Regions from separate parts of the Homo sapiens genome. Here region 2 is linked to region 1. A link is a contact called in ENCODE POLR2A ChIA-PET data. All regions are on one chromosome and are shown on one strand. The core of a region is the stretch at or near the end of the contact, and the rest is flanking DNA. Distances in the headings are between cores, read along the strand shown. Region 1 has its middle 28 kb from the start of IL7R. Region 2 overlaps FYB1 (FYN binding protein 1).

Region 1 (6,712 bases), core at 435-2,934:
TTGCCTTTAAAGCAAAATATCATTATTGTGGCATCAAATAATTCAGAATTTTAGTAAATCAGGTAACTTAGAGGGAAGTTTAATTAGGTACTAGCAATAAAGAAAACGATTCCAAGGTTAAAACACAGTTAAACCAACCAATAAACAAAAAACATGATAGAGCATGATTAAGAGATCAACTTATTTCACAAGTATTTGCAATTGCTTTAGAACCAACAACATTGATATGTGAATTTAATATTGTTATTTACTGCATTTCACTAACCTATGATGATATTAATTGTAAGGTTCATTTCAATCCCAAAGATGTTAACTCTGAAAAGAATAATCTTCTGAAAAAATGTTCTTTAATCAGAAAGCACATTTGTCATCCTAGTTCTTATTATCATATATGTTTGATGTTTGAAGATAATAGAATTGTACAATAGAATTGTACTTCTTGGAGACTATTATATTGCTTATGCCATTGCTGTGAAGTTATGAGAGAGGGACACACATGTTGCAAAGCATATGTCTCGTGTGTGACAAATTTGATGTTTTATCACAGGGTGTCCCGCCCAATCTGTGGCTCACACTATGTCCCCAGTACTGTTTGGCTGCATTTCCAGAAGCCAGCAACAGGACTAGAATCCATGTTTCCAATGGACCCTTTAATTCTTGAGAAGCTGTGGAGGAGATAGAGTGACACTTTATCTCTTTGGTCTCTTCTTAGCTTGTAGCGGCTAATGCCTTATGACGGAAGAGTGAGCCTGGACACTTACTGCCTAGTTCCAGGTCAGTATTTGGCTGGAAAGAGAAGTTACTATGGATCAGAGGCTGTGGTTCTCCTAATTGCTCTTAGTAATGGCCATCACCACTTCATCCATGCAGGCTTGGGTACTTCCTGTCTACTTGGTGGATAACATTTGATTCCTAAAGATGGAGTGAGAATGACATAAAGTTATTTGCCAAGGAAGAGCAAATGTTTACACTTACTTGACACCTGAAACCCTTAGAATGCTAACTGAAGCAGACTTTCCTTAGCTAACTGTAGGTAAATATTATACTACCCACCAACACTATTGTATGAAAGATTACTGCAGGTAACAAGAAAAATGAGACAAGGAAGACTGTCTTTGTGCTAATCCATGGTTAGAACCTTCCTTTAGGAAGGAATCTTCTTAGAAGAGAAGGAAGCACATAGTAGATGTTTTGGATATCTAGATATCTTACTACTTTTCAATTTCTCATAAAAATAAACATTTTGGGTGACAGCACCTGATGTATCAGATTATGTATTTGTTTAGATCAAACAGCTTTGTCATTGAAGTGAACTAAGATCTGTTCCAGAGCTTCCAAAGAGAAAGAATTGGAAACCTATGCTGTTTTTCATTTCTGAAATGGTTAAAGCATTGCCCTGGACTATAAAACTGGGACTGTGGCTTGGAAACAATCTTTGATATTATCTGAAAATCTTCAAAACAAAATGCAAGTATGGCCGTATTTTTTTTTCTAGCTGATCTGCCATATGTGTATTTTGGCTGTCTGTCTGATTGTGCTCAGATGTGGGTAGTGGTAGGGAGGAAAAAATAATGTTTCTTAACTCTGAGGATAAAAAGACTTCAAACTGTGTGCCTCTCACATCCTTTGGTAATCTGCCCCACATTCTGCACCGTGATGTGGGATATAGATACTGCTAATTTGGTGTTTATTTCTTCGGAGTGGGGGTTGGGGAGTAAAATGGGGAGAACAAGCATTAAAGAGGAAGGTGTTGCGGATAGGTGGCAGTTTCTGAGCTCAATGAAGAGGAGTCAGGTGCTAACTCTCAAAGCAGAACTCAAGGAGCTTTAATCACTATTATTACTTAAGTAATAATAGACACTATAAGGTGCCTGCTGTTAGAAGTAACTGATATGGGGTGATCCCAGATCATCACCTTCCTGGTCATTATTAAAATATCAATCTTCACTGTCATTTCTTTTTTCTACTCAGAGCAATGAAACTGAGAGATACTATGTAGGCAGCAATGATCTAAGCAGGAATTCTCAAACCTTCATCTCAAAGTCATTTGAAGTAAGTTAAGAAGGAGGACATGTTTTGAGGACATTGAAGTCTCATGTTTTACCTTAAAATGTGTGTGTGTGTATATATATATATATATATATATATATATATATATATATATAGTGCTTGATGGCATATATAGGTTTCTTAAAAATAAAAAGAATAAGATGGCTGGGCGCAGTGGCTCACTCCTATAATCCCAGCACTTTGGGAGGCCAAGGCGGGTGGATCACCTGAGGTCAGGAGTTCGAGACCAGCCTGACCAATATGGTGAAACCCCATCTCTACTAAAAATACAAAAATTAGCCCAGCAAGGTGGCATGTGCCTGTAGTCCCAGCTACTTGGGAGGCTAAGACAGGAGAATTGCTTGAACCCAGGAGGCGGAGGTTAGAGTGAGCTGAGATCTCGCCACTGCACTCCAACCTGGGTGACAGAGCAAGATTCCGTCTCAAAACAAACAAACAAACAAAAAAAAACGCCAAGGTTTTCCAATTTCTCTCTCTCTCTCTCTTTTTTTTTTTTTTTTGAGTTGGAGTCTCACTCTGTTGCCCAGGCCCGGGTACAGTGGTACGATCTCGGCTCACTATATCCTCTGCCTCCCAGGCTCAAGAGGTTCTCTTGTCTCAGCCTCCTGAGTAGCTGGGATTACAGGTGTGAGCCACCACACCTAGCTAATTTAGTAGAGACAGGGTTTCACCATGTTGGCCAGGCTGGTCTTGAACTCCCGACCTCAAGTGATCGGTCCACCCTGGCCTTCCAAAGTGCTGGGATTACAGACATGAGTCACTGCACTAGGCCCTCAATTTCTTTATGTATAAAGATACACATACACCCCTAATTTTACATGAATGTGATATTAAACATGCTATTCAAATGCAGTTTTCCTCTCATTTTTTTTGTTTGTTTGCCCTTTCATGCACAATAATCTTTTATCCTCTAAATTCAGGCTAATAACTTAGAGCATATCTTACATATTTTTCTATATGCTGACAGAATCATATATAGCATATACACATCTATGAGTATAGACACTACACACATTCATATATGGAAAGACAAACAAATGCATTTAATTTTTTGTCTTTTATTTTGCAAAAAGAGGATTATATAATATATACTTGCCTGAGTCTAGCTTTGCACACACAACAACAATACATTCTGGAAATCTCTAAACGAACCAGTTATCTCTGAAATCTTATTCTCTTTTTAAATGATAGCACAGTGTCCCATGTTATAGTTATATTACAATTAACTCAATTGCTTCCTTTAAGTAGGGCTTTGTTTTCTACTTATTGGGAAAAAAGCATTGATAAATATATATGACCTATATATTTATTAATATATTTATATCTATCTATCTATCTATTGTTTTCCTATGGATTAGATCCTCAGTAATGAGATTTTTGGGTTGAAGACTTAAAATATTTTTGATTTTAATGGGATTTTCTAAGCTTGCTTCCAAAAAGCCTGTATTAATTCACATTTCTACCAGCATGTATTAGAGTAAGTATAATGTTTAAAGTACTTGTTATTCAAAGTATCGTTCATGGACCAGAAGCAACAGCCTCAGCTGGGAGTTTGTTAGAGATGCAGGCTTGCAGCCCCATTCCAGACCTACTGAATCAGAATCTGCATTTTAATAAGATCTTTGGGTGATCCATATGCACTTTACCATTTAAAAATTACTGTTTTTAAATCACTTGCAATCTGTTAAGTTGGGAATATATTTATTAACTGTCTTCTCTGGAAGGATAATTAAGAAATTACTAACAGTGGTTGACTTTTGGATGGAGGATGGGAACTGACAGACAGACTTGGATGGAAATTGTTTTTTTACTAAATATTTGTATAATGTTGAACTTTTTCATGTGCATGTATTCCTATTTAGAAAAATTTTAAGAACAGCTCTTTGCGAATGTTGTGATTACTTTCCACCCTCAAATCTGCAGGCAGATAGTAGACCGTGGTTCACGTGTACGCCTCACACACTAATGCCCACATTGTCAGTTAGTGTGTTCCAGTTTAAAAAAATGCAGTGGTAAAGGAAAATTCTCCAAGCAACATGGCTTGCTTTTTGAGGATATGAAAATGTAATGATGTCAATGAGGGTTTTTCTGACAGGGAACATTTGACAAGGCAGACAGTGAGTCAGTGTTACAGAACACTTTCAAACTTTCCTCTGCAACATTCCCATAGTTTAACAGTTGTGATCACCATCCCACTGTTAAATTTTTAATAATCTAAGACTTCCCCAAATCAGGAAGTTGCACTAAAAAATTCTGACTGATTTATCTTCTTGGGATATGGGGGTTCTCAGGTTTGCTGTGAATCAAGGAGTTGGCAAACAAGTATGGAACATCTTGGTTGCAGGGTCCACAATTAGATTTGTTGACACCGAAGTGGGGGGTGAGGTTCAAATGAGTAGGGTAAGTAGTCCTGCTTTTTTAGGTTAGAAACGGAGCATCCTCATCACACGGATGGTTCCTGTAAATCTTCCTAGGACAAGAATTCCCCTTCTACCTCAATGATGCATTGTACATACAACTTATTCTTAGGAAATATTTTATGCAGGCTAAATTGAAAATATATGCAAGTTCTAAAAGGTCTCTGAAGGTTAAAATATATCAGTCTTTGAAATCTAATTTCTCCAGGAGCCACAACCTTTTGGGTCTCCATAGCTTTACATTAAGAGCAATGATGCAAATTTATTTGGCTCATGTACGCAAACCCACCCATTCTCTCAGGACCACCAGCCTGGAAAATGTTGCCTAACTATTTGGGGGATTTTTTATGGGGTGGGGGGAGTTGTACTGATTAATGTTCACAAACATGTGGTTGGCCATCAAATAATCTGCCATTTCTTACTTTTCATTGGCTTTGCTCCCTGCTTTCAGGCACCTGCCACTCCTGCCAGGATTTTTTTTTTTCTTCTACAGAGCAGCTTCTTTCTCCCAGTGGGCATCTGTCTCCAGCTGCAGCTGGGACACTGGAGTTCTAGCATGTGTGTAGGGTGGAGGGGACAAAGCTTGCATGACATTCTTCTGGATGAAGTGAAATAACTTAGTCTCTCTTCTTTAGGGGTATGAAGGGGCCAGGTCCCAGGATGCTAGTGAAACACCATTTTTTGGCATTTACTTAACAGCTTCCTCTCTCCTGAGGCCATGGGCATAGGGGGCTTTGCTAGAAGACAAATCCAAGTATCAGAAAACACACTGTGGCCATGGTCTTGTCATAAAATCTAGCTGCTGGGCTCTGTTTTCTTTGATGTTCAAGGTATATTTGGTCTCAGGATCATACCTCCTGCATGTGGGCGTCTGAGTCCCAAATTAAATTTATGCTGGGGTTCCTGCTACATCCACAGCAAAAAATCTACACTCAAAAGAAATAATCGTTTATTGCTTGGACTTCTCTGAGCTCTAGTACCTGAATCAGAGGGTTTCATGGCAAAGCAGATACGATCTGCAAAACTCTTGAGGAGCTTCCAGGGGCAAGAGTCCAGCCAGCTGTTCAGTCAGTGGCTCCACAGCAAGGTCAGTCCTACCTAGACCTTAATCATCTCTTCTTGCCCTCTCTAGAGTGGAAATGGAAACCAGTTCCATTCTGCATGGGACAGAGCAGCACCCAGCCCCTCACAGGATGATGGAGTGAGGAGGAGGTTGCTCTCTGTTCTCAGGTTCTGTGATGCTGCATGCTGCCTTACGCAGCTCAGCTCTGGGGAATGTCTGGTGTGGAAGGTTGGGTCCTGGGACAGAAGGAAGGGAACAGAGGTTGGGAGGAGAAAAAAGGGGAGGCTTTCCCTCAATGCTCCACTAGAATCAGTAATGTGGTTCTCAGAAGACACATTTTATTCTCAGTAGAAATCTTATTTTATTCCCCAAAGAATAAAAAAGATGTGTTGGTGGCCATGAAAGGGAACCGTGTGTGGGGTGGGTATGGGGAATACATTTTCTCCCCATGCTCTCTTGTTCCTGAGAATTTCTATGAAAGGAGAGGAGTGCCTTGTGAAGCGAGCCTGGAGCCAATTTGGAAATAGATCCCCCATCTGTGATTTCCAGATCAACAGTTTGATTACTATTGATAGGTGGGTAGATGATAATCACCATCTCAGTGACCGTAGCCTGAAAATAGTGGTAGGGGAGGGGTGGTTACAGGAAACTGTGCTGGCTTTTCCATTTCAGTTTAGTCTTGCAGATTAAATTGAAAGTTTCACAAAGGTGCATTGCTAAACACTTTCTTTCTTTTTTTTTTTTTTTTGAGATGGAGTCTCTCTCTGTTGCCAGGCTGGAGTGCAGTGGCATGATCTCGGCTCACTGCAACCTCTGCCTCCCGGGTTCAAGCTATTCTCCTGCCTCAGCCTCCCAAGTAGCAGAGACTACAGGCATGCACCACCATGCCCAGCTAATTTTTGTATTTTTTGTAGAGACGGGGTTTCTCCATGTTGGACAGGATGGTCTTGATCTCTTGACCTTGTGATCCGCCTGCTTTGGCCTCCCAAAGTGCTGGGATTACAGGCATGAGCCACCGGACCCGGCTTAAACATCCTCTTAATGCAAAGGAATTGTGGGCAAATGAATCAACAGGTTGTGCAATGTGTTTGCAGGCTTATTCTTGGGGCCTGTCCTACTCTACCACTTATAGGTTTCTTCAAGGCTCAACTTCATCCCACGT
Region 2 (5,868 bases), core at 447-2,946, 3.4 Mb before region 1:
TAATCTAGATTGACCTCATTTGATATCTGGATTAAGCAATCTGATTCATAACTTTAAACTCTGAATAATACCCCTTTAAAGCATTCACCTTTTTAAAAAGCATTTGAATTCTTTTATCTTTTAAGTAGAAATTACATTCTGACTGAAAAAGCAGTAAGTGTAAAATGGTGTACAGTGAAGCTACCTTTAACCCTTGTCTGCCACTTTCTGGGTCTTTCCAGCCCCTACCCCATAGAAACCACTCTTCTTAATTTCTTATATGTCCATCTGAAGTTTCTTTATGTTCACAGAAGCAAATATGAACATAAATACTACCCCCCACCCCGGCTTTTTACTCATGAAGTAGAATATTATGTGCAATGCTCTGATCCTTGTATTTTTAAAATAAATAAATCCTGTATATCTTTCCACATTTTAATAAAGAGTAACTGATTATTCTCTAGAGTTGCATAATACTTCAGTAAATGGGTGACAAGCTTAATCAATTTAACAATTTGTGTTGTTTCCAAAAGCGTTCTTTTGCAACAATACTGCAGAAAATAAACTCGTGTATGTGTCATAAAGTAAGCATTTATTTTCTGAACACAAAGTTTTTTAAGTCAGGTCTGCTGACTCTTGATCCTGCCACTGCTATTTTTCTTAAACAATGCTAGAAATACTAAGTAATTTACCATTTCATTTAGGAAGGTTAAAATATATCAGAATTAGAAAGTATATGTTCATTTTATATAACTGGATAAGCAATATAAAGAAAAGAATTAAATTTCTGTTGTAGCAAAATTTTTTAAAATTCTGAAATTCTATTTTTTATAATTCTGGAGTATGTAAGTAGAAAATAAATAATTATTAAATAATTAAATAATAATATACATATACGTATACATAAACATGTGGTATATTGTACGTACAGTCTTTAGATGGGAAAATTCTTTATTAAGTGTAATTATCGCCCCCATTTCACAAATGAGTGTTGAGATGTGACATAACCAAATCATATATCTGAGGCTAAAATCCAAGTCTTCAGATTGCAAGTTTAATACTTTCTCCATGTACCATCGTGCCCCTGTATGTATGTTTGCATGTTTATGTTTAAAGCATAAGTGTATTATTTATTTATATAGAATATATATGCAGATATTCCTTGACTTGTGATCGGGTTACATCCTTATAAACATTCTTAAGTTGGAAATATTATAAACTGAAAACACGTTTAATATACCTAACTACCAAATGTCATAGCTTAGCCTAGCCCACCTTAAACATGCTCTGAACACTTACATTAGCCTACAATTGGGCAAAATCATCTCACACAAAGCCTATTTTATAATAAAGTGTTGACTATCTCATGTAATTTATTGAATACTGTACCATGGTTTCTACTGAATGCATATTGCTTTTGTACCATCATAAAGTCAAGTAATCATTAATTTGAACTGTCATAAATAGGGCACCATCTGTGTATGTATACATATTATTACTAATATGTACATGGGATTTTAACTTTTTTCAAAGGACTTTCAAAATGTTTATGTCTTTTATTACTTATAATGTCCCATGAATTAGATACAGCAGTTTAATGAACCCATTTTAAACCAATGTGCAGAGTTGCCAGGTTATCTATTAGTAATGTTATTAATGGTACAGAGCCTAGCATGAGAGTTGTTTGCCATATAATGTAGACTTCAAAGTCAGTGGACCTGGGGTTTAAGCATGACTAATGTACTAGCTATGTGACCTTCGCTTTACCTCTTTCCGTGTATGTCTTTCTTCATTTGAAAAAACGAGTATAATACCACCTACTTCGCCAGCACATTATAATCACTACATGAGATTCGTTGTAAGTGCTTAATACAGAATTTGACATATAATAGTATCAAAATAAGTGAGCATTGTCTATAATTTTATTACTTTTATTAGCATTAAAATTTTATCACCAGCCCCATGATATTCTGATCATCTTATAGTATAAATCATTTTATATTATACTATATTATTCTAGGAATCATGAAACTGCATTTTACTTACTTCTGTTTGTAATATAGAAATGTATTTGTGATTTATGATGCCAGAGTCAAACAATGATTGTTGGAAGAGAGGTTTCCCACCAGAAGTCCATGAAATTTCTGCGCTCAGATGCCTCCTTCCCTACAGCAAAGGCTGGTAGAGAGCAGTAGGCGGCACCCAAGTGGCACTAGGTCACAAGTGCCCCCAGATTTTGCCATCTCCTACTGGCTGAAGCCAAGCGAAGGCATCTGACTCAGCCAAGCAGAGGTGGAGAGGCTGCAAAGCCAGTATAGATGGCTGTTATCCCAAGACACTGGTATTATCAAAGGCAGTTTTCGAAGGTCATTGTTTCCAGAGTGCATTTGCTTTCCCCATTACCTGTCAACCTGGAAGAAATAAATAAATGTGGCCAATGGATTTGCTCTGGATTATGATTGGCCACAGCTGCTTAGATTGGCAACTTCCAGGGAAAATGCTTCTTAGTGTGCTGCTACAGACCCTAAAATTTTTTGAGATTGGAGTTTTTACATGAACTCCAACAAAAAATGCCCTAAACACACCTGACTAGGCATGAATTTTCATATAACAGGGCTTCCAGATAAATTATTTGCTGCATGGTATAATTAGAAAATTATTTATTTGCTTGTAATAAAATGGGAAAGAAGAGAGATTCTATGCTTTAGAAAAAATGAGATTCTATTACTAAATATTTATTCACTAAGATTTAATAGTTATTGACGGGAGCAAAATGAAATGCCTTGCTCAGTGAATGCAGAGACTCCAAAAAGACTATTTTTTCTTGTTAGAAGTAATTATACTAGTGTTCAAATTAACAAACATTCATCTAATAACTCTATATGCCTTTTAAACTAATACTGTTTTCATAGCCTTCTACCTCATTTCTTCCTTTCCAGGTTCTCATCCAATTCTTTAAACCTCTTCCCCAGATATACCCTCCATCTCATCATCTTTGCCCAATGTATTAACTGTTAAAAATATTCATCATTTATTGAGGACTTGCTATATACCACATACACATTATGCCGTTTATTCCTCTCAAGCCATGAATAGGAATTCTATGAGTAAACTAAAGCTCAGAGAGGTTAGGTAACTTGCCCAAAGGCATAACATGACTAAACAAGGCTGGGGTCAATCTCATGTCTTTCTGATTCCGCAGACTGTGTTCCCACCCGCATTCCACTTCCTCGTGCTGGGCTGCCTCTCTTCAAACACAGAATATCACAAGACAATGAATCAAGCATAAATGAAACTCCCAAAATCCTCATTCCTCTCCCTTTCTGTGGCCTTTGGTTGAAACATGCCTTTTGTTTGTTGTCTGTTTTGTAAATACCACTATAAGCTCCATGAAGACAGAAGCCAGTCTGCTTGCCATTCTCTCATTTGGAGTACAAAAGTAATATAAATTTTTGTTAGCTTCTCAAGTTTATTCTTTCACAGAATTCTATTTAACCAGACCGGGTGCGGTGGCTCATGCCTGTAATCCCAGCACTTTGGGAGGCCGAGGCGGGCTGAACACCTGAGATCAGGAGTTCAAGACCAGCCTGGCCAACATGGCGAAACCCCAAAAATACAAAAATTAGCCAGGCATAGTGGTGCGCACCTCCCAGCTACTCAGGAGGCTGGGGCAGGAGAATCATTTGAACCCAGGAGGTGGAGGTTGCAGTGAGCCGAGATTGCACCACTGCACTCCAGCCTGGGTGACAAAGCGAACCCTATCTCAAAAAAAAAAAAAAAAAAAGAAAGAATTATATTTAACTAGAATTTATTTACTCCCAGATTTTGTTCAGTATTAGATTTTAATACTCTATAGCTTAGCAATTGTTTTAACACAATAGATAACCCCTGCCAGTAGACTTGTACTCAACTGAATGGAGCTTGGACACAAAATAAATGTTATAAGAGAGGGTCTATCTTGCAGATCTATTGAGCTCCCTTCCTTGTAAACTGTAAGCTTGACTCTAACATGTTGCTTTCTGATCATGAAGCTAAATTTTTTTTTCCTAAGAACAATTTAAGGTTACAAAAGACTAAACGTTTTTTTTAAAAAAACCCAAAATATCAAAATATTCTCTGAACTAACCTTTCCTTTGCTTCCTTTTGGGTCCTGAGCCAGTTCTGAAAGGGCTTCTTCCCATGTGTCAACACAATGCCTCACCAAAGTTTGGGTTCATAAGAATCCCTGGCCTGACTATTGGTTTGCATGTATGATTTAGTAAAAACCTGCTGGGAAATATTCAGTTTGACCCTTTTTTCTAGTCTTGTTCTTAATACTGCTGAGAGACCAAGACTGATTTTTTCCATATGTTAGCTATAGGAATGATCAGTTAAGCACCTTGACAGCAACAGGTGTAAGGCGAGGGCCCCAGAGGGCATTAACAAAAGACTGATGGCCCCCTCCTCATCTGTGTATGTATCATTTAACTAATCCAGCCTACAACAACTTGAAACCAAAAGGTGCCTGGGCTATTTTCACCAGCAAGTAACTTGTTTCCAGGAGTGGGTAAGATTTTCCTTCACAGGCCCCAAAGCTATCACCTTTCTTTTTCCCCCCATTCTCCTTTTATGTGTACTCTCTTAACATGACCTTATTAGATATTTACATATTGAAAACTGTTTTATATCAGCATGTGGCAGTATTTTCCAAATTGTTGCTCCTAGCCACCACAGGGAAAAAGGATTCTATGTTCACATTTTAGAAACGTAGCGGTAAGTGCTATTCTTTAAAGCAAGATTTCTCCAAGTATTAATATGTCACTGTGCACTGGGAACGTAAGAACATGATACAAAAAGAAGAGATCCCGGGATGCTTTGACTGAAACGGCTCACAGACTGGACTATTACAGGACACTGAATCACTGGAGGCAAAGCTCTCTCATACACAGACTGGAATTTGGAGTTGCTCAACGGCGTGGTTCAGCTTCGGGTAACAGCCAGGCCCTCAGCACACCCTGCACGCTCGTTCTCCCAGGACCTGGTGCACACTTTGTGGCTGGTGTCACTCTTCTTTTTACTCCAGCCCGAGCCCAATTTATTCCACCCACCCTCCTTAATCCCTGAAAAAGCAGTTGTCCAGAAGACCTCCAGGGCTTCTTCCTTCTGGTGCATGTTGACGTGTCTGAGGAACACACTTACTATTAATCAGGCAGCTTACCTGGGTTTAACCCCATAATCGAAATGCCTCAGAAAGACTCTCTTCCCTTAACCACACTGTCCCTGGTCAAATTTTACGAACTACCCCTATTAATCTTCCCTCTTTGAAACTTCTTTCTTCTGCTCTTCTAAGATAAGCCAGCAAACAAACTGTTCCCTCTTGTTTCCTATCCCAGCAGCATCCGTTGGTCTTTTTTAATGCAAGATATCCTCCCTTCCTTCCTTCCTTCTTTCCTTCCTTCCTTCCTTTTTCTGTCTTTCTTTTTTATTTTTTGAGACAGGGTCTTGCTTTGTCACTCAGGCTGGACTGCAGTGGCACAATCACAGCTCACTGCAGCCTTGAACTCCTGGGCACAAATCCCTCCACTTCAGCCTCCCGAATAGCTGGGACTACAGGCACATATTACCACGTCCAGCTTTAGTATTTTTTAAATTTTTTGTAGAGACAGAGTCTTGCTTTGTTGTCCAAGATGGTCTAAAACTCCTGGCCTCAAACAATCCTCCTGCCTCAGCTTCCCAAAGTGCTGAGATTACAGACATGAGCCACTGCACCCAGCTAATGTTTCATTTTTATAAGCAGTCTACATGGTCTTTATTTCAAGATTCTGGCATTTAAATTTACTGTGGAGAAGTATGCAGACAACCTAAATTTCCCTCTTTGAAAATGATTTGCTTTTCTGCCTGGATTTCCAA

The links. ChIA-PET counts read pairs that join two places held with the same protein, here RNA polymerase II (POLR2A).
Region 2: POLR2A ChIA-PET joins it to region 1 with 18 read pairs in activated CD4-positive, alpha-beta T cell. The contact joins two enhancer-like sites. POLR2A ChIA-PET finds 5 or more read pairs at or near these places in 2 of 52 experiments (activated CD4-positive, alpha-beta T cell and activated T-cell).

Annotation. Positions count from the first base shown.
Region 1 is chr5:35,825,708-35,832,419 of GRCh38, reverse strand. No RefSeq gene overlaps it. Among named protein-coding and RNA genes, the nearest start is that of IL7R, 28 kb to the left of the region's middle. Within about 2 kb of position 1,684, at least 3 of the 41 ENCODE cell types and tissues checked have a DNase peak (open chromatin) inside an H3K27ac peak, as active enhancers do.
Region 2 is chr5:39,194,104-39,199,971 of GRCh38, reverse strand. All of the region lies in intron 2 of FYB1 (FYN binding protein 1), which reads left to right. Among named protein-coding and RNA genes, the nearest start is that of FYB1, 23 kb to the left of the region's middle. RefSeq lists an enhancer at 5,131-5,425. Within about 2 kb of position 1,696, at least 3 of the 41 ENCODE cell types and tissues checked have a DNase peak (open chromatin) inside an H3K27ac peak, as active enhancers do.